Linked DNA regions of Mus musculus: regions 1 and 3 are each linked to region 2. A link is a loop called in an ENCODE intact Hi-C map of the cell type or tissue named here. Cell type or tissue: gastrocnemius. All regions are shown on one strand. Each heading gives the region's core, and the rest is flanking DNA. Links, peaks and the distances in the headings are about the cores only. Region 1 holds the start of Ppp1r3a (protein phosphatase 1, regulatory subunit 3A). Region 2 has its middle 22 kb from the start of Gm38768. Region 3 overlaps Ppp1r3a (protein phosphatase 1, regulatory subunit 3A).

Evidence for each region. A loop is a pair of places that touch in the nucleus more often than their neighbours do. Peaks named below come from ENCODE experiments on the same cell type or tissue, not always from the same donor. Only the 100,000 strongest peaks of a DNase experiment are listed, where the experiment ranks them.
Region 1: a loop joins it to region 2, with 5 times the contacts of the local background. A loop is called at or near these places in 7 of 42 quality-filtered maps.
Region 3: a loop joins it to region 2, with 4 times the contacts of the local background. A loop is called at or near these places in 2 of 42 quality-filtered maps.

What each region holds. Positions count from the first base shown.
Region 1 is chr6:14,746,358-14,757,600 of GRCm38, forward strand. It overlaps Ppp1r3a (protein phosphatase 1, regulatory subunit 3A), which reads right to left and starts at 8,917. Exons shown (of 4, transcript NM_080464.2): 1 at 8,105-8,917. The coding sequence starts at 8,889. In gastrocnemius, for the core only: no CTCF peak of the experiment used is centred there; no DNase peak of the experiment used is centred there; H3K4me3 peaks cover 5,000 bases; H3K27ac peaks cover 4,994 bases.
Region 2 is chr6:14,580,877-14,592,119 of GRCm38, forward strand. No RefSeq gene overlaps it. Among named protein-coding and RNA genes, the nearest start is that of Gm38768, 22 kb to the right of the region's middle. In gastrocnemius, for the core only: a CTCF peak has its summit at 5,111 (motif pointing right); no DNase peak of the experiment used is centred there; H3K4me3 peaks cover 1,543 bases; H3K27ac peaks cover 4,276 bases.
Region 3 is chr6:14,707,984-14,719,226 of GRCm38, forward strand. Ppp1r3a (protein phosphatase 1, regulatory subunit 3A) reads right to left here. Exons shown (of 4, transcript NM_080464.2): 4 at 5,839-11,243. The coding sequence ends at 9,661. Among named protein-coding and RNA genes, the nearest start is that of Ppp1r3a, 42 kb to the right of the region's middle. In gastrocnemius, for the core only: no CTCF peak of the experiment used is centred there; no DNase peak of the experiment used is centred there; H3K4me3 peaks cover 1,243 bases; H3K27ac peaks cover 5,000 bases.

The sequences.
Region 1 (11,243 bases), core at 4,156-9,155, 170 kb after region 2:
TGTAAATATGCCTGTTCACCACAGTAGTTTGGACTTTAAAATTCATTTACATTATCTTATTCAAACTCAAAAGTCACTGTGTATCTGATCTCAATGAGTACATGACAACCCTTATGAAACGTGAGTCTGTACTTAAGGGAGAACACAGGTGTGTATGAGTGTGTGTGTGTGCGAGCATGCATGTGTGCATGTGTGTGTAAATATGTGTACATGTGTGTTTGTGTGTGTGTGCATATGTGTGCATGTGTGAGTGTGTGTGTGTGTGTGTGTGTGTGTGTGTGTGTATGTGTGTGTGTGTGGCAACACTAGTACAACAAAGTATCAAAATGCAGCATATCTTTAGCATGTTTTTTAAGTCCAACAGGACACTGGAGAGTCAAATCCACCTGGAGTTTGCTCTATACCACCATATCTTGGTGGATAATAAGGGATCCGGCTAATAGTTCTGCTGTTCTCTCTAACCTTACAGGATGAAGATAGGCTTCAGAGGAAGAAATGGACTCACAGGGGGATCATCCCAGGCACTTGTGATATGGCTTCAACTGTGACTCCTTCTAGAGATTAAGTAACACTGCAGGACAACCCCCTACTCCTTTCTTCTGGCAGAAAGCATCACACTAATGCAACAGTAGTCTAGGCTTATAAGGGTGCAGACTTCCACAACATTAGGAAGCCATAGAGCCTTGGTGGGTCTCCAAGGACAGTCAGCAGGTTGGCCTCTCACTGTCTAGCAGCTGGCAGTTCTCGGCACTCTCTTGAGGGGCCTGTGCAGCTGTGTTTTATGTTTCCATATGGCCTTGCCAGAGGTCCCTTCCTTGAAAAAGGCCAAGCTTCCACAATTAGTATGTATTCAAAATGAGCTCTGTATGGAACACATTAGGTCCCAAAGGCCTTGTGGAGCTATTTACATGGCTTTGGACTACTTCCAGGATTGCAGACTATGTGGGATGTGTAAATTAAGGAAGTCTCACAGTCCAGTGGCTGTGACTGGAACGTACACCATGGCTTTAGCTCATACCCATTTTCTAGTGCTTTTCTTGGCCCCATTTTCATGATTTTATTGTTCTGAAAGATAAACGTTCTGTATTCTTAAAACCACACTTTAGAAAGTATTTCTCTCTCCTTTTCCTTCATGTGCCTGGTTCCATACGTCAAATATGAAGAAAAGTGAAGACCAGTCATTCTTTTCTTGGCATTAAGGCCGTTTGGGACTTTTATTTGCATTCACCTGGCCAAGTCGTAAATACCATTCAACACCTATACATACTGATTCTTTAGTTAGAATAATAAATTGATTTCACTTAATAAAATAAAATTTAAAAAAAAGCGGGTGAAGTCATCTTGCATATTCTGGAGAGCACACATTACACAAGTGGTATGGAAAAAAAGTCTGAGAAAGCCAGTTTTCCAATTCTGCAATCTAAAACCCAAGTCACAAATATATATTATTTATTTGTTAATCTGTGGCTTCCACATAGCACAGCCTATGGGATTGGCTTTGTTAGATCTTTTCCTTCCTTTCCTTTTTCCTATAAACTCTGTTCTTCTAGATTCTCTCGATATCTTCATAGGCCCAAGATTTTTGCCTCATTTACCAATTTGTTAGTGCTGTTTAGTAACATAGGGCCTGATACATTGTCCCTGAATTTACAGAACTGAATATTTTAGGGATCCAGACACAAAGTCTTTGATGTCAGGAGAGAAAAAAAAAAAAAAAAAAAAACAAGTGCTGTCCAAGGGTCAGGAAATGAGTTATCTGCGGAAGATTGTTAATGAAGGTGACAATTCTGAGGGCTTCAGATGATGGTGCACGCCTTTAAGCCCAGCACCTGGGAGGCAGAGGCAGGCAGATTTCTGAGTTCAAGGCCAGCCTGGTCTACAGAGTGAGTTCCAGGACATCCAGGGCTATACAGAGAAATCCTGTCTCAAAAAAACAAACAAAAAAAAAAAAAAAACAAAAAAAAAACAAAAAAACCAAACAAACAAAAACAAAACAAAACAAAACAAAACCCAAAAACAAAAACAAAAAAAAATGTATTAGTGCTCGCTTCAGCAACACATATACTAACATTTGAATCTTTAAAGATGCAATATTAGTTCATTTTCATACTGGCCATCCTGATATTCTTATGAGGCAGGAAAGTAACCTGATCTCTTAAGAATAGGAAGATGCCACACAGCTATCTATCATATATACCTTTATTTTTTGTTTTTGCTCAGATTCACAATTGGCGGTTATCACTTAGAAGAGTGCAAATTGATCCATTCTTATCCCCTTGTACAAAGCTCAAGTCTAAGTGGATCAAAGACATCTACATAAAACCAGAGACTGAAATTTATAGAGGAGAATGTGGGGAAAACATTGATGATATGGGCATTGGGGGAAAAGTCCAAAACAGAACAGCAATGGCTTATGCTATAAGATCAAGAATTGACAAATGGAACCTCATGAAATTGCAAAGCTTCTGTAAGGCAAAAGACACTGTCAATAAGACAAAAAGGCAACCACCAGATTGGGAAAGGATATTTTACCAATCCTAAATCTGATAGGGGACTATAATATCCAATATATTCCAAGAGCTCAAGAAGCTGGACACCAGAAATTCAAATAAGCCCATTAAAAAATGGGGTATAGAACTAAACAAAGAATTCTCAAGAGAGGAATACTGAAGGGCTGAGAAGCACCTGAAAAAATGTTCAACATCCTTAATCATCAGGGAAATGCAAATCAAAACAACCCTGAGACTCCACCTCACTCCATTCAGAATGACTAAGATCAAAAATTCAGGTGACAGCAGATGCTGGTGAGGATGTGGAGAAAGAGGAACACTCCTCCATTGCTGGTGGGATTACAAGCTTGTACAACCACTCTGGAAATCAGTCTGGTGGTTCCTCTGAAAATTGGACATAGTACTACGGGAAGATCCAGCAATACCTCTCCTGGGCATATACCCAGAAGATGTTCCAACTAGTAGTAAGGACACATGCTCCACTATGTTCATAGCAGCCTAATTTATAATAGCCAGAAGCTAGAAAGAACCCAGATATCCCTCAACAGAGGTATGGATACAGAAAATGTGGTACATTTACACAATGGAGTACTACTCAGCTATTAAAAACAATCAATTTATGAAATTCTTAGGAAAATAGATTTATCTAGAGGATATCATCCTGAGTGACGTAACCCAATCACAAATGCACTCACTGATAAGTGTATATTAGCCCAGAAACTTAGAATACCCAAGATACAATTTGTAAAACACAAGAAAATCCCAAGATATAAGATATAATTTGCTAAACACATGAAACTCAAGAAGAATGAAGACTGAAGTGTGGACACTATGCCCCTCCTTAGATTTGGGAACAAAACACCCATGGAAGGAGTTACAGAGACAAAGTTTGGAGCTGAGATGAAAGGATGGACCATGTAGAGACTGCCATATCCAGGGATCCACCCCATAATCAGCATCCAAACGCTGACACCATTGCATACACTAGCAAGATTTTATTGAAAGGACCCATATGTAGCTGTCTCTTGTGAGACTATGCCGGGGCCTAGCAAACACAGAAGTGGATGCTCACAGTCAGCTATTGGATGGGTCACAGGGCTCCCAATGGAGGAGCTAGAGAAAGTAGCCAAGGAGCTAAAGGGATCTGCAACCCTATAGGTGGAACAACATTATGAACTAACCAGTACCCCGGAGCTCTTGACTCTAGCTGCATATATATCAAAAGATGGCCTAGTCGGCCATCACTGGAAAGAGAGGCCCATTGGACTTGCAAACTTTATATGCCCCAGTACAGGGGAACACCAGGGCCAAAAAGGGGGAGTGGGTGGGCAGGGGAGTGGGGGTGGGTGGATATGGGGGACTTTTGGTATAGCATTGGAAATGTAAATGAGCTAAATACCTAATAAAAAATGGGAAAAAAAAGAAAAGAAAATCAAGAAGAAGGAAGACCAAATTGTGGATACTTCATTCCTCCTTAGAATAGGGAACAAAACACCCATGGAAGGAGTTACAGAGAAAAAGGTTGGAGCTAAGACAAAAGGATGGACCATCCATAGACTACCCCACCTGGGGATCCATCCAATAATCAGCCACTAAACCCAGACACTGTTGCATATGCCAGCAAGATTTTGCTGAGGGGACCCTGGTATAGCTGTCTCAAGTGAGGCTATGCCAGTGCCTGGCAAATACAGAAGTGGATGCTCACTGTCATCTACAGGATGGAACACAGGGACCTCAGTGGAGGAGCTAGAGAAATTACCCAAGGAGCTGAATGGGTCTGCAACCCTATAGGTGGAACAACAATAAGAACTAACCAGTACCCCCAGAGCTCATGTCTCTAGCTGCATATGTAGCAGAAGTTGGCCTAGTCAGCCATCATTCGAAAGAGAGGCCCCTTGGTCTTGCAAACTTTTGGGATAGCATTTGAAATATAAATAAAGAAAATATCAAAAAAAAGGTGAGTTTGTTCAATGACCCAAATAATGTCTCTCTTACTTGTTCAAGAATTGTCTGGGGGCTGGAGAGATGACAAGTTGGGCTTTAAAATTTTGCTCAGATCTGATGACCTCAATCTAATCCCAGGAACCCACATATAGTAAGGTGAGAACTGACTCCGATAAGTTGTCCTTTCATGTTTTCATGTGTGCTGTGACACACAGCAAGCACCACCCTAAAACATTTCTGAAAAGAAAATAGAACTTCAGTTTTTGTCTATTAAATACAGAAATTTTACTAGGTTCTCTTCCCATTTTTAGATACTCCTATGATAAGGTCAAGCATATCTCAAGAAAACTGAAACTTTAAATTTTCTTGTTGAACAAAAGCTTGCAAGAAACAAAAGAATGTTTTCCACCTGAATGTCTACAAGTCCTCAAATTAAAAGGTTATAATATGGGGACTTAGTATAGGTTTTAAAGATTCCTCAACTGAGTGAGTTCTAACTGAAACTTCTAATAATTTACTAGTAAATTCCTAAGAACTGGAAGCTATTGAGGAGCTGGAACACAAACATGCTTAATTTCTCAAGCATCCTGTATCTGCATTATAGTTTTAATTTATATGGACCTGTACATTTGTTTGCTTACACAAACACAATTGTCGCATGTGTGGTGACACCTAACAAATCCGTCAAGATGCATGCCTTTCACAGATATTAGACACTCTGGGTCAGTTGCCTGTTAGTAACTAACTCTGACTTTCTTTCTCTGTAGATATTTCAAATCACATAGAGTAATGAGTCTCAAGTGAAAACAGACACACCATATCAAAAAAAAAAAAAAAAGACATTTACAATCTCTAACCTAAGAAAAATTTCCACAATGAAAATACCAAGCCTCTATGGCAGATTGTCATAAGAGAAATCTTGCCTCAGCCAATATGTGGATGTAGTTAGCTCTATACTCATTAGAAGGGATGGATTATTGACACTTTCAGAAAACAATCTCACAGACACTGATGGCAAATTAACTTTGGTATTAAGAGTAACTGAAGTTAGTTGTAACTCTGTGCACTAGGTCATTCTAAGTTTCATTTTAACTCTGAGTTATTTTGCACATTCTTAATCTACTTGTAGGTAAGAAACACAAATTCATGTATATTTCTGCTTATTTTTATCTCAGAAAAGAAATGTCTCCAAATCAAATAGCATAGATTTGTTGTAAAACTAAACTAATTTGTTATAGAACTGTTGTAAACGACCTTTAAGTTCTTACAAGTCTTTTTTCTATAGGAAGGATATTTTGAAGCTATAATCTTTTCTCAAATGAGTATTAGTTTATTTTAACCATAAGTGCATTTTTTTAAATAATACTAATGAGGGAGCCTTCTATTTTCCTAACCAAATTCTTCCCAATAAAATCTAACTGCACTATTCATTTAGAAATTTGATAATGCTCTCTTGTGTGAGTTTTAGGTATATTTGAAAGCCCATTGCATATAAATTATATCATGGAAAGCTGTATAAATATTCTATTATGGCACATGCTGTTCTGAGGATCTGTCAGGATTTCCTTTATACACTCCATCTTGAGTGGTATATAAATCAGATGTAAAAATTCATGTTGGACTGAAACTCAGTACAGAAAGCCTCCTCCAGAGGCAAATGCTTTCTTCAAAATGTGGTTTGAATTATGTTGGTCATTTTTAAGTTATAGAAGTACAGAAAATGTATTTGTGGTTTCGAAGGAAAGAGGTTTTTCCATTTCCATAACTCATTAGGAAACTTTACAGGCCTTCAGACCATTTTGTGGTTCGGTTTTTCTCAGCTTTTTTTCCTCCAAAGAAATATTAAAATCTGAGTGGTGTCTGCTATGAGCTGATGATTTCTGTTCTGAATACAAAGGTATACATGAACATTGTGTGTATATATATATATATATATATATATATATATATTATGTATATGTATATGAATACACACACACACACACACACACACACACACATATAGAACCCATGGCTAGTGTGTATGATTAAGCCAGGCCTCTTTACTCTGGGTAGCAAGTGAAGGGTAGTCTATTCCTCAGAAATCTCCTGAACTCAGTTCAGAATGTATTGCTTGACATTTTGAAGCTGGAATTTTTACTCATAGAAGCACATATTGAGTTAAAAACTGCTTCTCTAGCCAGACATTTTTACATTTCTTAAATTCTGCTTGCTCTAACAGTGCTTGGCTGCATGGTTTAAAAGTATTTAATAAAGTATTAAAAGTACATAGTGTTTTGTGCAGAGGTTAGTTTGAATTTCATTGAATCATTGTTTTTCCCTTGCAGATAATGTTACTGAGTATTATCACAGCATCTAATTTTTATTTTAGCATATACAGAGGCTATGATTATCTTTTCTCTTTTAATAATATAAATTACAGCTTAAGAAAGTTTAGTTTGAAATAAGAAAGTTGGAATAGCTCACAAAGTAGACTATGCTTCTTTCAAATGACATCAATATAAAATTAAAAGTGTACTATTTTTTATATTTTAATTGATTTAACCTATATTAGCTTAGTTCATGAATCCACTGGATCAACAAGTCTGGTAATTACTACTTAATTCTTTATCCATTAAAACATAAAATTATTAATATCTTCTCAAAGTAATTTCTGAAAGTTTCTATTTAGTACTTGGACTCTGAGTGTTTTTTCTTTATACATATATAGTTTCGTCTTCAACATATGAAAATGTTTCTGGTGAAGTTATTAAATTGTTTGGGGATACTTAGGACTATCACTCAGAGAATAATCAAAGTTTACCAGTGGCTAGAAGAGCAAGGGGGGCTGTTCCTTTGGGATGCAGGGAAGAGCAGACAGGGATCTAACTGTTCCTGGGTGTTCTATCTGCTGACCTACTGTCATGGAAATTAGCCAGCTCTGTACTACAGAGTGAGCTGAAGGCTACTTCTATATTTCGACATTAACAGACAAGCCGGGTTACTAATGAGGGGTCATGTCCCAAAACTCTCATCAGTATAGCTGAATATCGTTCTTACTATCTGGGTCATTTTTTATTATTCTGCTCCACTTACTTTTAATAAATTATACTAATTTGTGTTCCATAATGTTACAATTATATAATTATGAAGTTTTATGTGCAATGTATACTTCACTCACAATTGTCTTCTTGTTAGTTCATAAATTAGTTTTTGTTATGATTTAATCTGGTATAGATTACGCCAAATGTCTTTATATAGCCCATTAAGCAATTAAAATGTTCATTGCAGTTATAAAAAATCTACAAACTTCTGAGCACCAGGTACACATTGAAGTACAATTTTATATAGATTAAGTATGTTTCAGGGTGAAGCATGGGCATTTGACAAACATTACAAATAAATGTATTCTAAATAAAATAATTTCATAAGTGAAGCATCTATAATTCAGGGTTTGAAAGCAAATAGTATGCCTACCACCCACTACTGTATTACACACGAATTTTCCTTAATTAAGAATATGAGAATGGTATTGCCTAAGCAGTATTGACCTGCTACATGTGACACACAGTTGTTTTTATGTACAAGAAACACATTTTTAGATTTATTATTTCTTGTAACATGCAAATTAACATTTTATAAACATTAGAGAATGCAAAACGTGGACTCACCGTGATTTTACCTTTAAGCAGCCTTTTATTTGTCTGCTAGGTGCTTCTTCCAATGGCTTTACAGGCTCTGGCTCCTTCCTCTTCTTTTGACAAACCAATATATAATTTGTGCCATTATTATTTGACCAAAATGTGCCAGCAGAAGTTTCATAGCGTATACAAAACTCCACTTTACCGCCCTCTTTTTGATAAGGTGGAACCAATGAAATCTTAAAAGAGAATTGGTCAGTCTCACCGTCGCACGAGTTAGGAACATATTCTGCTAAAATGTCATAATGTGTCTGCCAGTCATCCAAAGACATGCGCACATACACTAACTTCTCAAAAGAAATGTTCAGGACTCGAATAATGCCCTTCATGCTTGACCCGGGAAGGTGTTCAGCGGACTCCAGCACGGCTTTCTGGACTTGGAGTTGTTCCATAAGCTTTTCTTTTGAAGAAGGCAAGTCAAACAGTGGAGATAAAACATATTCATCTGTGTGGAAAACATCCCCACTTAAGTCAAAATCAGTTGAAACACTGGGTAGTTCCCAGCAATCAAATTCTTTAACAGACACAAGGCTGAATCCCAGGCTGTCAGCAAAGGAAACTCTCCGGGAAGCTGAGGTTGGAGTGTCCAGATACATGTCTTCCGAAGATCCTGACCCGCGTCTGCTTGGCTGAGGGGAGAAGCCAGGCTTGAAGGTCGCCTTAACTTCTTCATCCTCACACACAGAATCAGACAGATTAGGAACTTCTAAAAAGTTATCTTTGCTAATCTGACCAGGTTCTTCAGCGGGCTCCATTGGTCTCTCTGATTTATCAAATAAGAGTAAACTGTACAGCTGGTAGAGGCTGATATCTGAGATACTGAGGCTTAAAATAAGTGTAAGGTTACAGTTGACATTGCAAAAGAAGTCAGCTCTATAAATAGGTCCAAATGGCTTGTCAACTATGCTAGCCTGCCTCCAAGGCCTTTTATATGATAGCATCAAAGCTACTCTGGCCACAATGTTCCAGATTTCACTTTTGATGTTTAAAGTTGCATGTGTTGATGAGCTCAGGTCTGAAGAGTCGTCAAACATTATTTTTGTTATTCAAGTATATTAAAACTAAGGATAAAAAGTCTGCTTTATCTAATTGATGTAAACACAAAAGAAATAAAAGCAAGGAAATAATGAATATGTATGTACTTGAGGAGAGTCAATCCATGAAGCAAGGAAATTTGGACGGTAGAATGTGTGAGCATCTGTGACTAGCAGAGATCTACAGTTTGCTAAAAACCATATCTAGCAGTTTCTGAGACTTACCGTCTCAAACTTTGAGTACAAAGGTGTCAACTACAGGTGCTGAATGTTAAGTAAAGTGAAAATTGTGAAGAGATGTAAATACTCATATGCCTTAGCACAAAAATCCACCAACAGGAAATCTGTCCTGGGAATATGATGGGAAAATGTGTACAATAAATGTCACTTTTTGTTCATCACCTCATGGGTTATTTTCTGAAGTCTCTACACATGAAGAAAGTGGGAAAATACTGCTACATACTAAAATTGAATCCTTGCAGTAATTAAAAAAATATTATACAGCCGAGTAGAAAAAAGGAAAGGAAAACAGATGTGCACAGGTATATGAGCCTAATTCCTGAAAAGCTTCTAAAGACATTTTAGTGGATGTAGTACTCATCATGGAGACTGAAATAGGTTTTGAAATGGTAAACACAATGATAAACTCAAAGAGCATGATGCCTTTAAAATATCTGTAATTTGAACTCAATTAAAATATAAAACATGCAGTGAAAGAGGTGACTGTTTTTCAATATCAGAAGCTGCAATGGCACCCTGTCTTTCAAATGACATCTTCATAAATATTGTAAGTTATTGTACACCTTGAATTACATAAATTCCATGAATGAGAATTTCCCCTCCAAAGGTGGAAACAGATGGGACATAGAACAGGAGAAAATGAAAATATTTGGGTTAGATCTCATTTACATAGCTAGGACATGTACGGTATGTGTGCCACACGAATCATTTCAGAGCAGCAAATTGAAATAATTGCAAACTGGAGGGTTTAAGATAGGCATTTTTAAAGATACATAAAGTGCCATATAGGTCATATGAGGAAAATATCAGTAGATTTGTTTATTGACACATGTGATACAGTTTGTGTCTATAGTCTACAAAATTGGCTTTATAAATTAGATGCACATTTGAAAATGCTCTTGTTTACTTGATGCGGATTCTTCTGCTTTGACTGCCCATTTTCAACAAAGAGTAGTCTCTCGATTTATGTTAGCTACTACCATTTAGAGCTGACAAGTTTTACCTAACTGGAATCTGGTATGTCCCTTTGGCCAACACTTTGCTAACACAGAGTGACCTCATCTTTCTAATCTCTTCTTACTTATCAAACCTCCAGTGCTTTCATTCTTTTAAAAAAAAATGTTTTCTTTTCTTTTTTTAAAAATTTTATTAGGTATTTTCCTCATTTACACTTCCAATGCTATCCCAAAAGTCCCCCATACCATACCCCCCACTCCCCTACCCACCCACTCCCCCTTTTTAGCCCTGGCATTCCCCTGTACTGGGGCATATAAAGTTTGCAAGTCCAATGGGCCTCTCTTTCCAGTGATGGCTGACTAGGCCATCTTTTGATACATATGCAGCTAGAGTCAAGAGCTCCGGGGTACTGGTTAGTTCATAATGTTGTTCCACCTATAGGGTTGCAGTTCCCTTTAGCTCCTCTTACTCCTGCCTGAACTCTGTTCCTCTGTGAATGAGCTCTCCTTAGTTGAAATGCCTATGAGGCTTATAAAGAAACAAAAAACAAACCCACAAAACCCTACCATACTCATCTTCATGACTTGATATTTGTATCTAGTTAAAATTCAGAAATCTTTGCTTCATTTTTATACAATAGAATAATATCCCATTTTCAAACATCCACAGTGCTCAACTTTAACATGTTATCCTGGCCCTCAGCTGCTCAGATAAAGTAATTTTAGCATAAGGAGAGCATTTATTTGAAAGCTAAGCTTTACACTTTTATTCCCCTACCCTCTTTCTATTAACAAAACATTTCAGAGTACCTTTTTTTTTCCCATAAAGAAAAAAGATCATCCAGGAGCGAAATAAATAGGATGTAGGCGGCACACTCA
Region 2 (11,243 bases), core at 3,220-8,219:
ATCCCAGGACTGCTACTTTTTTTTTTTTCTTGAGTGTTATTTAGAGTAAAAGTAAATATGTGTGTATGTGTTTGTCCCCGAGGAACTATAGTTACTGGCCCTTGTGAGAAGTCTGATCAAAGTGCTGGGAACTGAAACAAAGTTCTCTGCAAGAGCGGTATGTGGGATGTGCTCCTAACCACTGAGGCATTTCTCCAGTCCTCTGTTGTCAGTGCATTCTTGTCTTGCAGGTATCTATATGTTGTAAGTTTAAAAAAAATAACATTTGCAAATGTATAAAATGTATAATTCTGATCCTGCCCATCAGAAATTATTTTTATTTTCTCATATTTGGCTGATACTTTGACTGTGTTCCAAAAAAAAAAAAAAGTTCCTAGAAATATGTAAGCATTGCCCTAATTTTTACTATTATTCCTAAAACAATTACCTACTTTTGGCTTCTGATTATCATTTTTTACCTCTTGTGTTTGTTACCTAAGAGACTTTTATTCAACAGAATATTATTATGCTTTTCTGAAATATTTTAAGATGTGTCCTGTTGTCTCATCTCATTCATTGGTTCAGGCATAGCTTAGCCCTTTGCACATAATGGATCACAGTGAGATTCCCAAGAAGAACAAAGAACCCAAGGATCCAATTGCATTGAGTGAGATCTCAGGTCCACCTCTTGCAACTGTTGGGACATCTACACACTATGCTTCTCATGGCCTCCTGAGGCAAATCCACAGTTTCTTTGCTTTCTCTCTCCTCTGTAGGTTTTATTATTATACTGAAGAGATTCCAGCCCATGTTACTCTTGTATTTACTTTTTTCCAGTCGTGTCAAAATATCTGGCAAAACAACTAAAGAAAGTGTTAGTAGTGGATTCATGTGTCCCATAACACTACTTCCCCTTTCTGTGGCTGAAACAAAGAATTGAGAAAGATACATGTTACTGGGGAATGAGTCTTCTTCATAAGTTCTTAGTCACATGGATAAACAAATTTAAAAATGGCTTTCATAAGAAAGCATGGGACTATTTTATTGCAGTTTAAGAGAAAAATCACAGAGCAGACAATCTTTACATCATAGCAAGTTTGGGGAGAAGGAGATGAAGAAGAGGAAAAGAAAAAGTCATTCCTTTTGTGCTAGGTCAACAGTAGTTGGCTCCAAGGGTCGACCCCAAGCACCTATTCAAGGTGAAATGGGATCTTCAAAGAAAATAGTGAGAATGTTAGGGAAAGCATGTTTAGAAATTTAGACAGTATCTGAAGAAGAACTAAAAGAGGGAGAAAGAAGGATTCCACTTTTGAGTTAAAACTGAGCAAAGCAGGCTTACTTAGCATAAAGATTTTCAATAACTGCCCAGACAGAGGACTTTCTGGGATCTATAAGCACATTCTCTAGCTAAGGAGCAAATATTCCTCCTATCTTCTTACCAGGTGAATCGACTTTTCTGAGGGGTAGTCTGACTAGGTAAGAGACAGGCCTAGTTGGGTTACTCTTTTAGAGAGTGTACAATAACAGTGTGCAATGTTCGAATACCTTGAACAGATCAGAATATCTCAGCTCTATAAGAGGTAGAGCTATCATTTTGACCAGAGCAGTTTCCTATTAACCTTTCTTAAAAACAAAACAAAACAAAACAAAAACAAAAACTAAAACAAAAACAAAAACAAAAACAAAACAAAAGAATAACCTCGCAGTGGCTTCTAAGCCTACCAATACCAATGTATCTTCTTGTGTTAGTTGGTGTTCTCTCTTGTGTTAGTTGGTCAGTTGGTGTTGGTGTTCTAGAGAAGCTTATATAGCCGATATTGTATATTTCTTTTATATGCTGTCATATACTTTTATCTTTCTAGTAGCTGTTTCTCTAATTAATTATATTTTTATATTAGGCAATCCCATGATATTTTTTCACTTCCAAGTTTATGCTTTCTGCTTCCTCTAAGTTTTTCTAGCAAGTTTACTGCTACATTGTAAATGTAATATCTACCTGTTAAGGTAGAGAACAGAAATGTACAGACCACACCCGAAAAAACATTCATAGCCTCATTTGTGCCTGACATTCTTTGCTTTAAATTTAAAATACTGAAGATAAATATGCAAAGGTAACATCTACTGTAACTAAAACCTATATTAGCATGTTTATTATTATTAATTGGGTGTAATCTAGAGTTCTAATTGCACAATCACACAAGTTTTGAAGAGAAGGACTTCTGATTCACTAGAGCATTATTTCCGCAATGAAATCATATGCTATTAGAAAGTCAATTGTGCTAAAAAATATAATGAGGGTTATGCAAATATAATTGAATTGTGTGGACATTTTATTGTCTAACTCCCACTCTGTAATAGTAATATAACTTTCTATTTATAGAGTGACATTCTGTAAAGAACTGCAAGTATAGTTAGAGTTTCAAGATGCATGCCACGTTTCACTTTTACAACAGGTAAGAAAAAAGTGTAATTTCAAAATCAAGTTTAGTAAAGAAAAGGAATTTAGCATCTTAGATAAATAAATGTTTTTAACAACAAAGTAGGAATTCTATAGACAACTTTAAATTATGTAAAGTGATATTCACATAAATAATCTTGTTTCAAATGACTGGCTACCAAATGGCTTGTGGCATCCTCAAAATGTTCTACTGAATCTAACAATCTATTTCTTCAAAACTTCCCACTCCTTTGTGTCTTCAAGTTTGGAAAAGAGCTGGGATGTTACCAAATTAAGCTTAAAACTATACTGCGTGTTCTGTATTATATTGTCTAAGATATACTGAATACTCACAAGGGCTAAGAACTCTGGTTATCAATTAGGTAGATTTATGTATCTTGCATGCTAATGTCCACCAAAATATGGACCCACCACTATTCTCTTAATGTTTGAGTGTTTACTATTTCAATATGCATTCTGTTGAGTTCTGGAAGCTGCTTTGTTCCATATTTTATCCATAATCCCTACTATTTGGCATGGCAAGGTTGCAGCCATTTATTTATTTATTTTTTGGATTAAGTGAATCCAGATATCTGACCTTGAATTATCTTAGGATGATCTTAGCAACAGAGTGCTGTGATACACACTTCCAGAGTTAAAGTTGTATTCTGTAACCAGAGAAGATCTGGACGTGAGTGATTTGGAGCAGGTGTGAGGGAGGCTTATGGCCATACCCTGGAAGAAAGCCAGTGTGGAGCATTTCCCCTCCAGCCCTATCCAGTGGCTCCCTGGGAAAGCAGCTTGCCAACTGACCACTTTCATCACATGCTCATCTGAGAGAAAAGATTTGTGTTCTTTCTCCAAAACCATGGTTTTCTAGCCTCACAATTATGAGGTTAACCTGAGAGGAAGGACAAATACCAAGTAACAAACAAGTGTTTCTTCTGTTCTCCAACTAAGCTTATAGTTTATAAGACAGAGCAAACAGGGTGTAAATATGATTTTAACAGCTCAGTGTCACTAGATAGCACTGTTCAAACTTTGTTAGGAGATCGGAGACTCATCAGTCACATAAGATTCAATGTAACCCTTGCAGGAAAAGTGATTGGTAAAGAAGAGTGAAATCTTTGTGTTACATTTTACTAAAGTTAAATGTTTCCAGACCTGGTTACACAAATTTCTTCCAACATTTGGATTTTGAGTCATTGGGCTATATTGATGGGTCAGTGCTCTCCTTAGGATTTGACTTTTGAAGTTTGCAGACAGATGTTAACTCTTGATGGCAGTGTGGGCTATGATACTACTTTACTAAACTAACAGGTACCTTTGGAGATGTCTACACAGCACTGCTTTCAACATTTTCAAATCAACAAGAAAATTATTAAGGGCTTCTTAATTGTTTATCTATTTTGTATGAAGTTACCCATTATTTACCCTCCCATAGGTTTATTTAATTGTATAGTTGAGGTTTATTTTAGACAATTTGCATTTATCAATCTATTAGTCCCTTATGAACTATTCCCAAAATACAATGTACTTAAAGATGTCAACATTGCATATATTATAACAAATATACCCCTGGCTTCATTTTTATAGTAGATGTCCAATAAATATCTGTTGACTGACAATGTGAGTTTTGGTCATGCTTATTACATAAGTCATTTCTGAAGGACAGTCCAAAGTGTTTCATTTGTTTATGCTCATGAATTCTGCTACAAACAAATGGTGGTCTTCTGGGATACATTAGAGAAGATATATGGAGATTTGACTTTACCATGGAATTGATGTACAAACGTCCAAATAGAATATGATTTCTCAAGAGAGAAGAATACTGAACTGTTGTTAAAGTAACAAGATTGCAGTAGATCTGGTACAAGAGTGAACATACATGCAATGCTTCTGATGAAGAGGATAATGTTAGTTTTCAACTATTTACTTATTTAGCAAGATACAGTGTCATTTCATTTGCTTTTCATAATATATTTTTGTTATTATTACAATATCAATATCAAACAATTCATCACAAAATTAGTAAGCTTATTTAAAATTTATCAGAAAACTATAACTTATTAATCTACACCCTTCAACAAGTTTTAGGGATTAGGGCTACTTACTGTAGGATTTGAATTTGGTAAGCATGTCAATAGCTCTAAATGTGTTCTGTTTAATAATTCCACAATGCTAAAGAATCTCAGGAAACTTTATCATCTATACAAATCCAAAGTTATATACGTTTTACACTTTAGTATCACTAACTATGACAGTTACTAACATCACTTAAACTCTTCTAGTCAATGCTTTCTTTTACAAGGACATTCTCAATAATCTGGAAAATTTAGATATAAATTTGAGCCTACTGAAAACCAATATATTTTTGCAAAACTTATTTTAATCAGAATGTACAGATGCATAAGCATTCCTTATTATAAAATCAAGTAAGAACATTGCATGGCCCAAATTCGAAATATCAACCTAATTAACATTTTAACCCAGCCAATAGTGGTCCTGAAGGATATATTTTACTAGCTTAAGTGTAAATTTAACTATTTGAAAAATACCAATAATCAGATTGTGTCAATCAGAATATAGCAATTACCACAATGCCAGCATATATCTGTATATTTGTGTATACATTTTTGTATACATGGACGAAATAAAGAACTTTTGAAATTGGCTAGATATTTGTCTTAACCATCAATGACCACTAGATGGCACCTAGTATTTGGCAAGCTTAACACTCCTGTATTTCTAGTGCTTAAAATAGCTACAGTATCAGGTCAGTTCTGACAGAGCAAAAATTAATCTTGCCACAGACAAGCACTCTTCCCTGTCAGAAATCTAAATTTAAAAGGCATGTGACTATTTGGTCAACAAGAAAATATTTTATTTTTCCTATTACATTTTAAAAATTAAATAAAAGAATTTATAATTTAAAAGTTTTTTTTAATTACATGAAATGCATCATTTTAAAATGTGGATTTGGAGTACTTTAAAGCGAGTGTGTCAATCATTGAAACATTGGTTTCATTCTGTGAGAGCTAAGTGAAAACAACCTTGATGCAGATTCTGGAATCTTAAGTGACCCAGCACTATTTCGAGTAGTGTAGTTTCTTATTTTCTAGATGAAATACTTTTTAATAATTGTTAGTAATGTATTTTGGCTTCTCTGTTCAGCTTTCTCTTCTGAGCCACAGATCAGAAGATGGGTATGTTTGCAGGGCTTGGGTACATAGTGTTCAGAGTAACTAAAAGTCACTGTGTCCCAAACTGAAACTTTCATCATTCCATTAAACCTGTTCACTCCTTTAAATACCCACCTATTCATCCTGGCCAGGAATTTGGACTTTTCTTAGTTCTTTTCACCCTTGACCTTGTGTCTTATAGCAATAATCTGTCAACCTCTTAAATATCCCTGGTCTGATCCCAGCTGTTTTCTTACCTATCCTCCCCTTCTGCTACCTCACTAGTAAAAAACCTTGTACTTGATAAATACAGTTCTTGTCGTTTTTATTCCTTTGCTTCTTTAAAATGATGTTCCCTTTCCCTACTTTGACTTCAATTCTATGTCTGGATATCTTGTGTTCTCTTCAACGTTTACACATTTGTGATGATGGCTATAATAGGTACAGCCAGCTGTACTATCAAATCAACACCTTGACACAGAGGGCATTTGTATTTTAGTATTGTCCTGATGCAATGAGAAAATACTCACTGCAATTATTGCATGTCTAAGAAAAATAAATACACCAAAATGTCTGTCTTAGTAAGGGTTTTTATTCCTGGACAAAACATCATGACCAAGAAGCAAGTTGGGGAGGAAAGGGTTTATTCAGCTTACTCTTCCACGTTGCTGTTCATCACCAAAGGAAGTCAGGACTGGAACTCAAACAGGTCAGGAAGCAGGAGCTGATACAGAGGCCATGGATGGATGTTCTTTACTGGCTTGCCTCCCCTGGCTTGCTCAGCCTGCTATCTTATAGATCCCAAGACTACCAGGTCAGAGATGGTACCACCCACAAGGGGCCTTTCCCCACTTGATTACTAATTGAGAAAATGCCTTACAGCTGGATCTCATGGAGGCATTTCCCCAACTGAAGCTCCTTTCTCTGTGATAACTCCAGCCTGTGTCAAGTTGACACACAAACCAACCAGTACATTGGCAAAACACATACTCTGCACATATCCTTCATTGTACGATATTATATATAGTTACTACTTATAAACTTTATATAATCACTATCATTACTTATTCTTATTAAATGCTCTAGGATTGTCAGGTATTAGCTGAGTTATAGAAGTGTGTAAAAGATATATGTATATATTATTTGAATGCCTGCCCTATTTGAAGATACTAGCATCTCAGATTAGACACTTCATCTTATTTTAACTTTGAACTACAATGCATGGTTTCATTTCTGATATGAAGTAAATCTTTAGTGATGAAAGAGAAGAGTGTTAGTGTGTTAATTTCCCTTAATCTTATTGTGTTTTTCATGCCCAATTAGAATGTCTGTCTCAGGATAGTATAGATTCTCTAATATGAATATATTGAAAAAGTGGAGAAAACATATATTGATATAAAGTTAAATATTTATTTCATGACAGAACAGATGCTAGATTTTATCAGCACATATTTCTATAGGTATATTGACTTGTTACACTGAATTTCGAAAGCATAGGCAATTATTACATTAATGAAAGTGGGACAACATATTTTTAAAAGTAAAGAATATTAAAAATGAAATAAAATCTTCACAGAACCTGAAAGAAAAATTTTCAGATTCATATGGAAACAGATAAAAACCCAAGATAGCCAAAACAATCATGAAAAATAAAAGAGCTGATATAGGTTTTGTTGTCCCCAAACGCAGATTGTACTGCAGAGCTATAGTAATAAAAATACCATGGGTTTGGCACAAAAAAATGGAACAAGCTATCAATTAAATCAAATTGAAGATCCAAACATAAATCCGCACACCTATTGACACCTGAGTTTTGATATGGAAGCCAAAAATAGACACTGGGGGGAAAAGAGAGGGTCTTCAACAAATGGTGATCATCAGAATAGATGGCTGCATGCTGAAGAATGCAAATAGATACATATTTATCATACTGCAAAAACTTAAGCCTATTTGCATCAAAGACTTCAACATAAAACCAAACACACTGGAGTTGAAAGGGGAAAAAGTGTGAAATAGTTTTGAACTCATTGGCAAATGAAAAGGCTTTCTGAACAGAACATTAAGATCAACAATTAATAAATGAGACCTCATGAAACTAAAAAGTTTCCATAAAGCAAAGACAGAATTGTTTGACAAATACACACACACACACACACACACACACACACACACATGCACACAAACACACACAAATAAATAATTATATATATTTTTGCAGTAAATCTCCAACCCAAATATGCCACAGCAATGAAAACACGACTAAGTTAATATGAATACATGCTGTGTGGCTAGATTGGGCAGACCTACCCTACACTACCGTCTTCCACATCTATGAGACCCCTTAGAACTTGCTGTTTCTCCAGGCCATGTGCTTCACCTCTGCTTTTCTTCTTCTTTCTCCTCCTTTGAGTCCTCTCTCTCTTCCATTTTCTCCTTCTTATCTTTCTTACCTTCCACTCCACCTTTCCTTTATCTGCCCAATTATCAGCTCTCCTTTATTTGACAAATTAAGGTGGTAAGCAGGTTTACAGGAAATCACCTGAGTGCTGACTCATTCCTTGTTCGCAGTGCCTCACTGGAGAACAGAATTAACATTAAATATAATTAGCCCAGAGCTATATCTAATATATATATATTTTTTTTATTAGATGTTTTCTTTATTTAAATTTCAAATGTTATCCCCTTTTCTAGTTTCCTCTCCAAATCCCCTCTCCCCTTGCTCATCAACCCACCCACCCCTGCTTCCCTGTCCTGGCATTCCTCTACACTGGGGTATTGAGCCTTCACAGGACCAAGGGCCTCAGAAAGGGTACAGACTGCCCAAATTGGATTCCATCTCAAGGGGAGGATCCAAGGCCTGACACTGTTACTGATACTATGGTGTGCTTACAGACAATAGTCTAGCATGGCTGCCCTCCAAGAGGCCCAACAAGCATACTATACCCAACTAATATACTGAAGTTGAGGACCACTGTGCTTGACTTAGGGAAAGACTGGAGGAAGTTGAGGTGGAGGATGACCCCATATGGAGACCAGCAGTCTCAATTAACCTGGACCCCTGAGATCTCTCAGACACTGAGCCACCAACCAGGCAGCCTTCGAGGCACCTGACACATATACAGCAGAGGACTGCCTGTTCTGGCTTCAGTGAGAGAAGAAGCACAGAACCCTCTAGCAACTTGAGGCCCCAGGGAGTGGGGAGGTCTGGCAGGGCAGGGTGGGGTTGGCTGGGCGGGGGCATCCTCTTGGAGATGGGATGAGAAGGAATGGGTTGTGTAACTGTCAGGAGGGTAGACTGGGAGGGGGTAACAACCGGACTGTAAAAAGTAATTAAAGATAATTTTAAAAGGTAGGGGGTACAGATCTAAACACAGAATTCTCAAAAGAGGAATTTCAACTGACTAAGAAACACATAGAGAATTGATCAACATCCTTATCCATCTGTGCAGTGCTATCAAAGATCCCATCTTACACCTGTCAGAATGGCTAAGATCCATAATATTCGTGGCAAGGAGAATACTCATGGTGGAAGTGGAAACTTGTAAAGCCCCTATGGAAATCAGTATGGTGGTTCTTCAGGAAGTTAGGAGTTGATCTACTTCAAGATCAAACTCTCTTACTCTTGTGCATATGCCCAAGGATACTCCATTCTACCTCACACTTACACAATCATGTTCATAGCTGGTCTATTAATTATAACCAGAAATTGAAAACTATCTAGATAGACATCTAGACAAATATCCAAATGAAGGAAATATAATATATTTGCAATATGGAATATTGTTCTCATTATTAAAAGTTCAAATCATGAGATTTGCAGGCAAATGGATGGAAATAGGAAAAGAAATCATGAATGAGGTAACCAAGACCCAGAAGACAAATATGGTATGTATGTGCTCATATGTGGAAGTTAGCTGTTAAAACAATGATAACCAAGCTATGTAGAGCCACAGAGCTTAGTTACGCAGTAAGTCACTAACTACAGACAGATAGATTTTCCTAGAAAAGGGAAATAGAATATAAATAGTTCTTCTTTTCTGAGGAAAGAAGGAATCATGAAGGAATATAGGGAGAGGCACTGGAAATGAGGACCAGATTAAAGAAAGTCAGGAAACCTAATAGAGTAGAAGCTTCCTATAGTTAATACATATATGAAAGTAATCTAAGTAAAATTGCCAATTAAGAATGAAACAGAGCCCCAACTGGATATCTCTTGTTACCAAATGAAGCTTCCAATATTGTATCTGGTTACAGTCAAAGCTGCTTGCGTGACCAAGAACCAGAGACAGATAACTTGGGGAACTAGGGTAAAACCAAATACTTCTGTTCCAAAAAAGGTAGCAATAATGTGACTCCTAATATAACTCTTCTATGGTCATAGTTCAGTGCTTTCTCAACTATCAAAAGGGAAGCTTCCTCCTTAAGCAGATGAGAATAAATACAAAAATTCCCAGCTAGATATTATGCAGAGAGAACTTGGAACACTCAGTCCTAACCAGGATTTAGGGTTCAGGAAACCCTGTGGGAACTGAAGCTCAATGAGTGTAAGAGCCAAAGGTGATGGAGGACACCAAGAAAGCATGGCTCTCTAAGCAAACAGGATGGACTCACAGATGCTGTGCATAGAAACAAGACAGTTCTAAAAGCAGATCTTAACTAATAATTTAAAAAATTGGAAAAAATTTAACTTATAGAAAGCATGGAATCTGATAACATTGACCAGAGAGCTATCATTAGCAGTAAAATGTCAATTTATTTTTTTAAAGAAGAAAAATAATATTAAACAATATCTTTAACTAAAAAGAGTGAAAACTCAGAAAAACAATTTTTTGATGTCATGTTAAATGACTACTTGATGGCATAACAATTTTTATGGCATCAAATCCATAGATTAGAAAAGAAGAGAAACCCCAATATCCTAATGTTCCATCTTAGGAAACTGCATAAGTTAAATCAAACCAAATTCAATTGAACCTAAAGTAAGCAAAAGAAACAAGATATTAAATATTATGAAAGAAATAAATGGACAATTGAATAGAAAATAGTATCGATGAAAAATCAATTCATTTTAATTTTCTATATTCAAATTCATATGTATAGCAGCAATAGCAATTACTTTAATTTTGCTTTGAAGAATTAAGCAAGACAATGTATACTCAATGTCCAGCCAAGTACGTATCATCTCTTAGGAGGGACATAAAGATTGAAGCCACCATGACAATAATTGCTTTTCTCATCTGTAGAGGAATCTTAGTCCAGACATGACTGCTCTGGCAAGGGATCACATCTAAAAACCTGGAATTACACACCTTTAATCCCTCTGACTGAAATACAGATAGACTTTTAATATATGCCTTTAACCCTGAACAATGATGGCTGACTGAGGGGCAGACAGAGTGAGGAGTCAGAGAAAGATTTAATAGAATCAGTCAAAGACAGTATTAACCCAACTATGATGATGACAGGAAAGAGAGGCTACTTAAAGAGTACTGCAGGGAGAGAGAGGCACTTCATCTTAGTTTGGAGCAGTTCAGTTTAATGCAGTTCAGTTGAGTGCAGTTGAGCTCAGATGAGTCCAGTTCAGTTTGGAGCAGTTCATTTCACTCAAGTGAGTTGAGTTTCATTTGAGTTCAGTTCAGGAGAGC
Region 3 (11,243 bases), core at 2,594-7,593, 130 kb after region 2:
AGTTTATGAATTTATTTGAAATATTTCCACTTATGTCTGTGAGAACAGGAAATAAATTACCTTAATTTTGGTTCCTTTCTTTCTTCTTCTTCTTCTTCTTCTTCTTCTTCTTCTTCTTCTTCTTCTTCTTCTTCTTCTTCTTCTTCTTCTTCTTCTTCTTCTTCTTCTTCTTTAGGTAGAACTCAGAATAATTTCACTCAATAAATTGTGAAAATTTTTATTCACTATGAAAAGATATGATGGATTTCCCAAGAATTAGTTTATTAATTGGCAATTTGTCTACCATATATAAAGGCAGTGCAAACTCTTATAGTGTATAAAGTGACTCAAGACCATGTCTACTGACATGAGTGTCCTGTGGTGCCACCCAAGGCCATGGTGTAGAACAGTGCTGATGCCAAAGACCATGTCTGGGTCCATGGTTCTACTGGATCTGGGGTCCGTGTTAATGTCCATGGTCTGTGTTACCATCAGAGGCCATGAAGATATTTATGGTCTGAGAAGCTACAACCTGAACCCACATGAACGACCATGGACTCTGCTGCCACTGGAGGCCATGCTGATGTGGGTAGTTTCTGATACCACCTAAGAACATATTGATATCTATGGTCTGAGAAGCCTAAAGGGCATTGTTTGTGTACAGGGTGGTGGCCCCTGATTCCTGTTGCCACTGACGGTGAAGAGCAAGGAGGTTGCTTTAGTTGTGATAGCCATATCTGCAGACACACACTTGAGAGGGAGGAATATTGAAGGCTCCTGTGACAACATCTACCACCACCACAGCACTCCCAAACGGAAAAACCCCAAAACAATAAATAAATAAATAAATAAATAAATAAATAAATAAATGTAACAGCCTATACTGGAAACTACCAAAGAGAACCCTCTTTTTAAAATTAGATATTTTCTTTATTTTTATTTCAAATGTTATCTATCCCCTTTCCTCATTTCCCCACCAAACATCCCCCTATGCCATCTCCCCTCGCCCTGCTCATTAACCTACCCACTCCCACTTCCCTGTAGTGGCATTCCCCTACACTGGAGCATCAAGCCTTCACAGGACTAAGGGCCTGTCCTGTCATTGATATCCCACAAGGCTATCCTCTGCTACATATGTAGCTGGCACCATGAGTCCCTCCATATGTACTCTTTAATTGGTGGTTTAGTTCCTGGGTTAGTTCATATTGCTCCTCCTATTGGCTACAAACACCTTCAGCTCCTTGGGTCCTTTCTCTAACTCCTACATTGGGGACCCTGTGCTCAGTCCTAGTCAGAGTAATTAGACAACAAAAGGAGGTCAAACAGATACAAATTGGAAAGGAAGAAATCAAAATATCGCTATTTGCAGATGATATGATAGTATACTTAAGTGACCAAAAAAATTCCACCAGAGAACTCCTAAACCTCATAAACAATTTCAGCAAAGTGGCTAGATATAATATTAACTCAAACAAATCAGAGGCCTTCCCCTACTCAAAAGATAAACAGGCTATGAAAGAAATTAGGGAAACAAAAACTTTCACAATAGTCACTAATAATATAAAATACCTTGGTGTGACTCTAACTAAGCAAGTGAAAGATTTGTATGATAAGAACTCCAAGTCTCTGAAGAAAAAAAATCTAAGAAGATATCAGACGATGGAAAGATCTCCCATGCTCATTGATTGGTAGGATTATAGTAAAAATGGCCATTTTGTCAAAAGCAATCTACAGTTTCAATTCAATCCCCATCAAAATTCTAATGCAATTCTTCACAGAGTTAGAAAGAGCAATTTCCAAATTCATCTGGAATAACAGAAATCCCAGGATATCGAAAACTATTCTCAACAATAAAAGAACTTCTAGGGGAATCACCATCCCTGACCTCAAGCTGTACTACAGAACAATTGTGATAAAAACTGCATGGTATTGGTACACTGCCAGGCAAATATATCAATGGAATAGAATTGAAGAACCAGAAATGGAACCACACACCTACGGTCATTTGATCCTTGACAAAGGGGCTAAAACCATCCAGTAGAAAAAAGACAGCACTTCAACTAATAGAGATGGTTCAACTGTCCATTAGCATATAGACGAATGCAAATCAATCCACTTTTATCTCCTTGTACAAATCTCAAGTCTAAGTGGATCAAGGAAATTTCATGAATTTTACAGAACACCAATAGCTTATGCTCTAAGATTAAGTTTTGACAAATGGGGCCTCATAAAATTGCAAAGTTTCTGTAAAGCAAAAGACACTGTCAATAGGACAAAACAGCAACCATCAGATTGGGAAGATTATTACCAACCCTACATCCAATAGAGGACTAATATCTAATATATACAACGAACTCAAGAAGTTAGACTCCAGAATAACAAATAACCCTATTAAAAATGGGCTACAGAGCTAAACAAAGAATTCTCAACTGAGGAAAGCAAATGGCTGAGAAGTACCTAAAGAAATGTGCAATATCCTTAGTTATCAGGGAAATGCAAATCAAAACAACCCTGAGATTCCACCTCACACCAGTCAGAATGGCTAAGATCAAAAACTCAGGTGACAACAGATACTGGTGAGGATGTGAAGAAATAGGAACACTCCTTCATTGCTGGTGGGACTGCCCACACATACAGTCATTCTAGAAATCAGTTTGGTGGTTCTTCAGAAAATTGGACATAGTACTAACTGAGAACCCAGCTATACCACTCCTGGGCATACACCCAGAAGATGCTCCAGCATGTAATGAGGCCACATGCTCCACTGTGTTCATAGCAGCCTTATTTATAATAACCAGATGCTGGAAAGAACCTAGATGTCCCTGAACAGAGGAATGGATACAGAAATTGTGGTACATTTACACAGCAGAGTACTACTCAGCTATTAAAAACAATGAATTCAGTGATGTACAGACTGTTTAAGGTTTTTGAGTAACAAACAGATGCTTCCTTGAATTATTTTGACACAATTTACTGTGAGGTTTTTTTTCTCTTGCTGATATGTCTGGATTCCTTGTACAGACAATATAAAGAAAAGCCTTTCTTATAAACAAAACAAAACAACAACAACAACAATGAATTCATGAAATTCTTAGACAAATGGATGGTTCTGGAGGATAACATCCTGAGTGAGGTAACCCAATCACAAAAGAATACACATGATTAGCCCAGAAGTTCATAATACCCAAGATATAATTCACAGACCACATGAAGCTCAAAAAAAAAAAAAAAAAAAGGAAGATCAAAGTGTGGATACTTCAGTCCTTTTAGAAGGGGGATCAAAATACCCATGGGAGAAGATACAGAGATAAAGAGAACTTTTAAAAAGTGTGACCTAGATGCTAAAGTAAGTTCTCCAAAATTCATGGCTTCTGGTGGAGGAATGGAAGGAGATGGACTAAGTTCTAGTTAAAGGGCAGGGCACAGTTTGTTTGGCCACACTATAGTGAGGATATAGATAACAAAAATTGGACATGGTATGTGTGTGTGTCTGTCTCTGTGTGTGTATGTGTGTGTGTGTGTGAGAGAGAGAGAGAGAGAGAGAGAGAGAGAGAGAGAGAGAGAGACAGAGACAGAGACAGAGAGAGACAGAGAGAAAGAGAAGGGGAGATCACAATGGTTGGGCGACACAGATATGGAAAGACTGGTAGAGACTGTTACAAGGATACAGGATGTGAAACTTTCAGAGAATCAATAAAGGTATCATGTGGAGGTAAAGAAACTGATTCAAGTGTGTAATATTTTACATTTACACATTGCCAAAATATAAATGCTATCATGGATACTTCCTTCATAAATTGCTGAAAGTATATTATGCTTTATTTAAGTATTTCCAGGGAGAGCTAGCAGCCTCTTAATATTCTGTTGTGTCATCTCTTTGCTGGTTGATATTGTCTTTTATAGGTTGTGTCTTTTGAATATTAGATATGTTTCCATTCAGAACCAGGTCAACCAATACATGCTGCTAATGAATTCTAAAACATAGTGGAGGTACATCTGGCTTTTTCTTTGCTCTTAAGTGACCAATTGCTGATGGACCTGAAATGGCACATAATCATCTATTGCATTCCCTGCCTGCATACTTCTTTCTTTAGCCTAAACACCTAAAATAAGTATACTATTTTTTTGTAAAACCATTTTATCTTAATTAGTCAAAAAATAAATTTTTAGATTTTGCATATATTACAATTCCAAATTTCTGTAAGTTGCTCCTTAATGTATTTTATATAGCTGTGAGCTTTCAGAGTCTCTTTTATATGTTAGTCAGACAAGTGCTTTCCTCTTTAAAAATACACGGGCTGTTTTTTTTTTTCCAAGTTCTGTTTACTTACCCTGAGGGTTGACAAGCAGAGCAGGTGTGGCTTGGAGAGATCAGCCATTTTCAAAGGGCATGGTAGCAGCTGAGAAGATTCGGTTTCTTGCACTTTATACCTTGTGATGTTTGTTGATGTTAAACCACTGAGCTACTTTGACAACATGCTGTGTCCCATTAATTTCCTCCCTAGCCAGTGAATGAAAGGCTACAGTATTTTTCCCATGAACTCAGAATAATTTACTTATTTTCCATGAGATAAAATGACAGAAATATTTGTGTAGGAGGAAGAAAGCTGTAACATGAAAAATAAGTGTTTTATAGAATAATTGTTAAGGAAAAAGAGAAGAAAACACCATTTTCCTCTTCTTATATGCCAAATCCAACCCATCACTTGAATGTCTTCTCCAAATTCTCTTTGCGATTCTAGCTTTATCTTCAGGAACTTATTTATCATCCCAGCTGTATTTTAAAATATTTATTCAGTTTTAATTATATCTAAAAAGACAAAAAAAGAGTAATTATTGTGACAAAAACTAGCTCAGCATCCCCGCAAACTATACCATGTAGGATGACCAGAAGAAAAAAACATTTTTAAATTTGTATTCCTTTCTTGATCTATTTGGATAACCAAGTGTCCAGTGCAAGCAATAAGAAGGATAACATTGATACATATGCAGCTAGAGACTCGAGCTCTGTGGGGGGGTGGGGGTAGGGGTTACTGGTTAGTTCATATTATTGTTCCACCTATAGGGTTGCAGACCCCTTTAGCTCCTTGGGTACTTTCTCTAGCTCCTCCATTGGGGGCCCTGTGATCCATCCAATAGCTGACTGTGAGCATCCACTTCTGTGTTTGCTAGGCCCCGGCATAGCCTCACAAGAGACAGCTATATCTGGGTCCTTTCAGCAAAATCTTGCTAGTGTATGCAATGGTATCAGTGTTTGGAGGATGATTATGGGATGGATCCCCGGTTATGGCAGTCTCTAGACGGCCCATCCTTTCATCACAGTTCCAAACTTTGTCTCTGTAACCAGTATCCCCTGGAGCTCGTGTCTCTAGCTGCATATCTATCAGAAGATGGCCTAGTCAGCCATCATTGGAAAGAGAGGCCCATTGGTCTTGCAAACTTTATATGCCTCAGTACAGGGGAACGCCAGGGCCAAGAAGTGGGAGTGGGTGGATAGGGGAGTGGGGGGGAGGGTATGGGGGACTTTTGGGATAGCATTGGAAATGTAAATGAAGAAAATGCCTAATAAATAAAAAATGAAAAAAAAGGATAATATTGGCAGAGAAATGAAAACAGAAAGATCTTATGGACCATAATAGGAGACTATGAAAGGATGGGACTTGAATCACATGTCGAAATTGTGCATCACTAGACAGGAAGAGGATGTGGAATGATCATATAATCTATGCAGTGGGATGTGTATGTGTAGGGCTAAGAGAACTAATTAAGAGAATCTTAATTTACCAGAGAAATGTTTGAAGGAGACAATGTGGAAGACAGAATGATTTATACTGAGATAAAAAGAAACATGCACCAATATCAAACCAGAGAAATGATTTATTTATATATCACAGGCTACTGTGAGGTCTTTAGTTAAGTCAAAATGATTCCAGAATCCTTTACTGTAATTGACATCTTACTTTATTTTCTGGCAATTTACAAACATTGGATGTAGTAAAAACGACATAGGGAAATTTTTATTAAGGTTTTGCACAATGTACTGTTTAATTTTTGAAAAGTCAATGTTCTGTGTATAATTTTCCACATATTAAAATAATATAAAATAAAAATATTGGACTTTTAAAATTGATTAATATTTTAAATATTTGTTTAATAAGGTTTTAGCAACAACAATAGAACAATTTATTTCAAAATACGTGCACATTCCAAGCTAGGCTGGTAGCTTCTTTAAAATCCAATTTGTAATTTTTAAAGTTTGAGTCCTGTGGTATAAACAGTAGAATATTTATCACACATGTTTCAAATGATGGAAATTAAGTTGTGCTGACAAGATTTTTATTATAACCCCCCCCCCAAAATACAAAAGCAACCATGGTTAATCAATTGAATAACAGTAACCCTTTTAACTAATCTCTCCAGAGATTCACAACTGAGGCGGTGCCTGGCAAGAAACTACTTAAGACAGGGTTAACACCAAAAAGGTGGTCCTTACTGTGAAGTCCAGTTTCCAGAGTCAATGGACATGTAAAAGAAAAGCCTGCTATCTTAAAGGAGATAAGTAGAGTCAACTCCGATATTTTCCCTAGCTCTGTTTGTTTAGCTTTTTACTTTATTAATATATAAAAGGGATTAACATCCATCAATGTAAAACAAAAATATTTTCAAAGCTCTATAACTACCACTGGATAGAGAAAAAATATCTTACTTATTTCCCCATATTTGGTCTGGCCATTTACAATGTTTTCACTTAACCAGAGTACTGGTGTAAGATGAGGTAAAAGAACGTCCTGTTTTGACAAAATAGTGACAAATATTTGACTATAGATAGGCCTTGAAAAATTTATTATCCACGTATTAGAGCTCCTCAAGAAAATATAGTTCTACTGACCCAACATTCCTAAATGTTGAAGAGTGGATATAAACCACTCAGTCATTTTATTCTGGTTGAGAATTTTATTGTGATGTTGATAGCTTCTAGATGTCAGAGTTCTTAAAAAGACTGTTGTTTTGTATTACATAGCATTGCTAAACTTCTCAGTTAGTTTTTAGAGGTCCGTGTCTAAGACTGAGAACCCCAGAAAGATAAGGATAGCAATGATTAAATCATATTTCTTATTTAAAATAAGAATGGCATATGTAAAGATCCTCATTGGTAATTACTCTGCTATGCCCTCATTATACCCATAGTCAAAGTGTGGTGAGATGTGAAACTGGCATCTATGGATAAAAAAAAAAAAAATGGCCTTTACCAAGATGGTCCATAGCCAAGTCCTTGTCGGCAGAGGCTACAAGTTCATCCTAACACTCATTTTTATTCATCATAGAGATGTGACCAAAAGAGACTGACAAACTCAACCTCCTCATAGAGCAGTCCTTTCAAGTGTCCTTGTACCTTTATTTAAAGTTCTATAAGTAATGTTTGAAAAGTCAGTTCAATCCAGTATTTCTTCTTTGCATCAAAGAAACACACAACTAAATAGTGTTTAAAATCCTTTGAAGCTTGTTCCTGTTTTATTACAAATGCATGAGAACCTTTGGTGAGTTAATGTTACCAGAAATCAAATAGAGGAGGGAAAGGGAGTTACGCTGATCATTTAAGGGAAGAATTCTGTTTGGGGCACCGGTGCTCATAAAATAGTGTCCTTTACATTACAGAGATAAGCTATGTTGACTAAAACTCTTAAAACATAGAATTAAGAAAAACCTCTAAGCTATAAAGAGCTGGTGGAATGCTAACTTTAACTCCAACTTAACTTAGTCCTGACAAAAAAATATGAGGGCAACAATTTTAGAGATAATTTCTAAGGACTGCTTAAAGGAATTCCACTTGCATTTGATAGAAGTATGCTTCTCAAAAAGCAAATATTTGACCTGCATTCTACTTCAGGATGTTTGCATTTGGTCAACTAAAAAGCTAAAGCCAATGACTCATTTTTAAGGAGCCTTGAGAAAAGCATGCAATTACCAGTTTGAGAAATAGTTGTGCACGTAAAGAAACTTTAGCAAACCACTAAGTATCACATGATAAGTCATTTTAAAGATTTTTATTTTCTTATAATTTTATAGTTGTGAGATATATGAGATGGCATGTAATTTTATAGTTATAAGTAAATAAAAATATCATACTATTTTCTGTTTAACTTTCCCTGAAAGAACTTTCCATGAAAGATAAACATTCAATAGAATCCTTCTCTGACATTTTTCATACTCCAACCCAGTTAAAAATACATTATTTTGCTATATACAGGGATCGATATACTCAGTTTATCTAAGGACCCCCATAGAATAGCACAGGGCTTTGTATATTACAATTATTCAATAAAATTGCTGAAATAAATTTTGTATAAATCTTGACAGTATTTCCATTTAACTAAAAAATGCTCCATTATTTTATACCTTTACCTATAATTACAGTAGCCAAATCACTGCTATAGTCTATGTTCACTTCGTTTTCAGTATGCTTTCAACTATACATATTTTGCCTGCTTAAAGTTTTGAGTGATTGTCTCATAACCCAAAGATGACAAAATGGATATTACCAGACAAGGAGTTTGTTCTGTAAATTTACTTAGGATAAAATTCATCTCCCTACTATAAGAAAATATTAACAACTAATCGAAAACAAAGGAACTACCAGGAAGAACAAACCATTTTAGCATCTATTATATTATTACTTAAGGCCTTATGTTCTATAGCAGTGGTTCTCAACCTTTTTAATGTTGTGACCCTTTAATAGAGTGCCACATGTTGTGGTGACCCCAGCCATAAGTTTGTTTTGTTTATACTTCATAACTGTAATTCTGCTCACTGTTGTGAATGATAACATAAATATCTGATATGCAGCCTCCAAAGGGGTTGTAACCCACAGGTTAAGAACTACAAGGTAGGTGCAAAATCACCTTGAAACAATGATGATAGAATGTTAGAATTTTCATGTCTGGACAACACTTAACATTAAAATTGTCCATTTGTGTTACAGTCTACACATTCAACTAAATAAAAATAAACAAACAAAGTTAAAATTGGTGTATGAAAACCCTGACATCATGGGTACAAAGAGATACAATGGTATGCACATAAAGTATAATGTGAGTGTGCATAAAACATATTTCCAATTTACGTTTTCATATTGCAAAGTACATGGGTATTTTCTTAAAGGCATAAACAGAAATTTTAATATTTGATCTATCAATATGTGCTGATAGAGTACACAGTGCTAAATGAAATTTTCATGGCAAATTCTAGGGACTAAAAGAAAAAATATCTCTCCATGTTTTATCTATTTTTTTAAAAACCTAGGAGGAAAGTGCTCTCAGGGAAAAAAAATATCCAAAGCTTTACTGTGAAAGAAATGATTGCAGGAAATCGCACTTTAAATAGTGAAGAGACATGAAGCATTTCAACTTCACAGCCTGCTAAGGAGCAACAGCTGTACCTAATTCCAACTTGACGTGCTTCACATCTCATATTCATATAGGTATTTAATGATCCAAGCATAATGGTCCTATATAGAATAATTACTTATATGAAGGAGCAAACTTCATACGCATTCCTTTTTAAATGATCCTTCAAGAGAAAAACTGCACTGATTCTTTGAACAATGAATAGTCTCTCCTGCCATTCCAAATGTTTGGGACTAAATAGCTTATCTTTCAAGAGAGAATAGCAACTGTGCCAAGCTCACTTTTTCTTAACAGACTCTCTTTGCCTCCCCCCTTCCCAGTACAACCAGTATAATGAAAAAAGGTAGAACGCCAAGCCTATCATTAAGTCATAGTAGTAGACAGTTGCAAGAAATATCAGAAACAAAAGGAAATATGGTATTTTAGAGTTGGTGGATATTGAAAGCAGAGACTCCCTGCCTTGAGCTTCGAGTTCCTGCGTAGAGACAGTAGCAGAAGCAGAGCTCACTAATCCTTTGTCACCCAGATAACACTGTGACTGTCCAGAATGCATTAACCCTTCATTTTCAGAACTTGCTTCATCCAGATTCTCAAGAGGCTCATTGGTAAAAAACATCGGGCCCTGGGAGTTTTCCAAGCTACCTTCTTTTTGTTGGAGAATCGGACCCCCGCCTCGTTCTCCTCCACTACCTGATTTCATTATTTCTGAACTTTTGAAAACATCTTCAGGTTTAGACATGGCATGGCCCAAGACCTCACTTTCTGGGTGCCAATTATATTCTGATTTGGTAGGAATAGACTGGAGGGTTGTGTTAGTAACTGCTTTCTCTTCACCGTAAGAAGGTACTGATTTTTTAGAGCAGTGTCTGTAAACTTGAGAGCTGTCCCGAGAAGCGCTGGCAGTGTCTGAGTTAAATGCAGAGGGAACGGCGTTGAAGTCTGTTCTCCTTGATAATTCTTGAAGCAGCTCAAGATCTGCATTTGCTTGGAATATTGCTCTGTCTGTTGGTAACACTCCCAAATGTAAATCCAGTTTTGACGTAGCTTTTTGATTGCCTGTAATGACCTGTGAAGGTTCGTCTATAGATGTTACACTTCCAATTCCATGTTTCTCCTTGTCATATGTCTTCTGAGGAAAGCACGTAGATGTGGTTTTCTCCTTCTTCATTTCATCCACACGTAAATTACAAATATCTAAATGTGACTCCCTTTCAAAATCATTGTCATGGATTACACCTGCTGTATCTCCATGACAAAGGGAATAATGTGAATCATCTTTCCTCCCTTCATGTGGATCAAACGCTGTTTCTTTTACCTCGATGGGCCTGTCATTTCCTGCTGTCTCTTGAGGTAGCTTAGCAATTATTGCTTTTCCTCTAGCAGACGCGCTTTCTGGAGTACTTTCTAATGTTGTCTTAATTATATAAGCTGTAACTGCTTGTGCTTTCTCAGTAATACCATGATCAGCAAGAGAAGACAGTCCGTAGCATTCTGTCTCTCGGCAGGTAAACAAGTGTTCTGTAGGAGTAGCTTTCAGATTCCTACTGTTATCTGTTTTTTCCCACATGTCTTTATACTCTGCTTGTTCTTTGGTATGCTTGGCTATATCTGATTCAGTCTCACTTGTTTCTGACTGGGTTTCCAGAACGTTCCATTTTTTTCTATGTCGTGTGTTCATATTCTGATTTTCAGGATTGCTAGAGTCTGAGTTTTCCCTGTCAGCTTGAAAAAGATGATCATCAGTCAGAGGGCTGAAATTCCTTGGAGAACTAAGATCACTAGTTCCTGGTTCTAAATTGCTACCACTTCCAACTTCTCTCCAACTCCTTTTTGCATTTGTGGAAGGACAGGGATCCACTG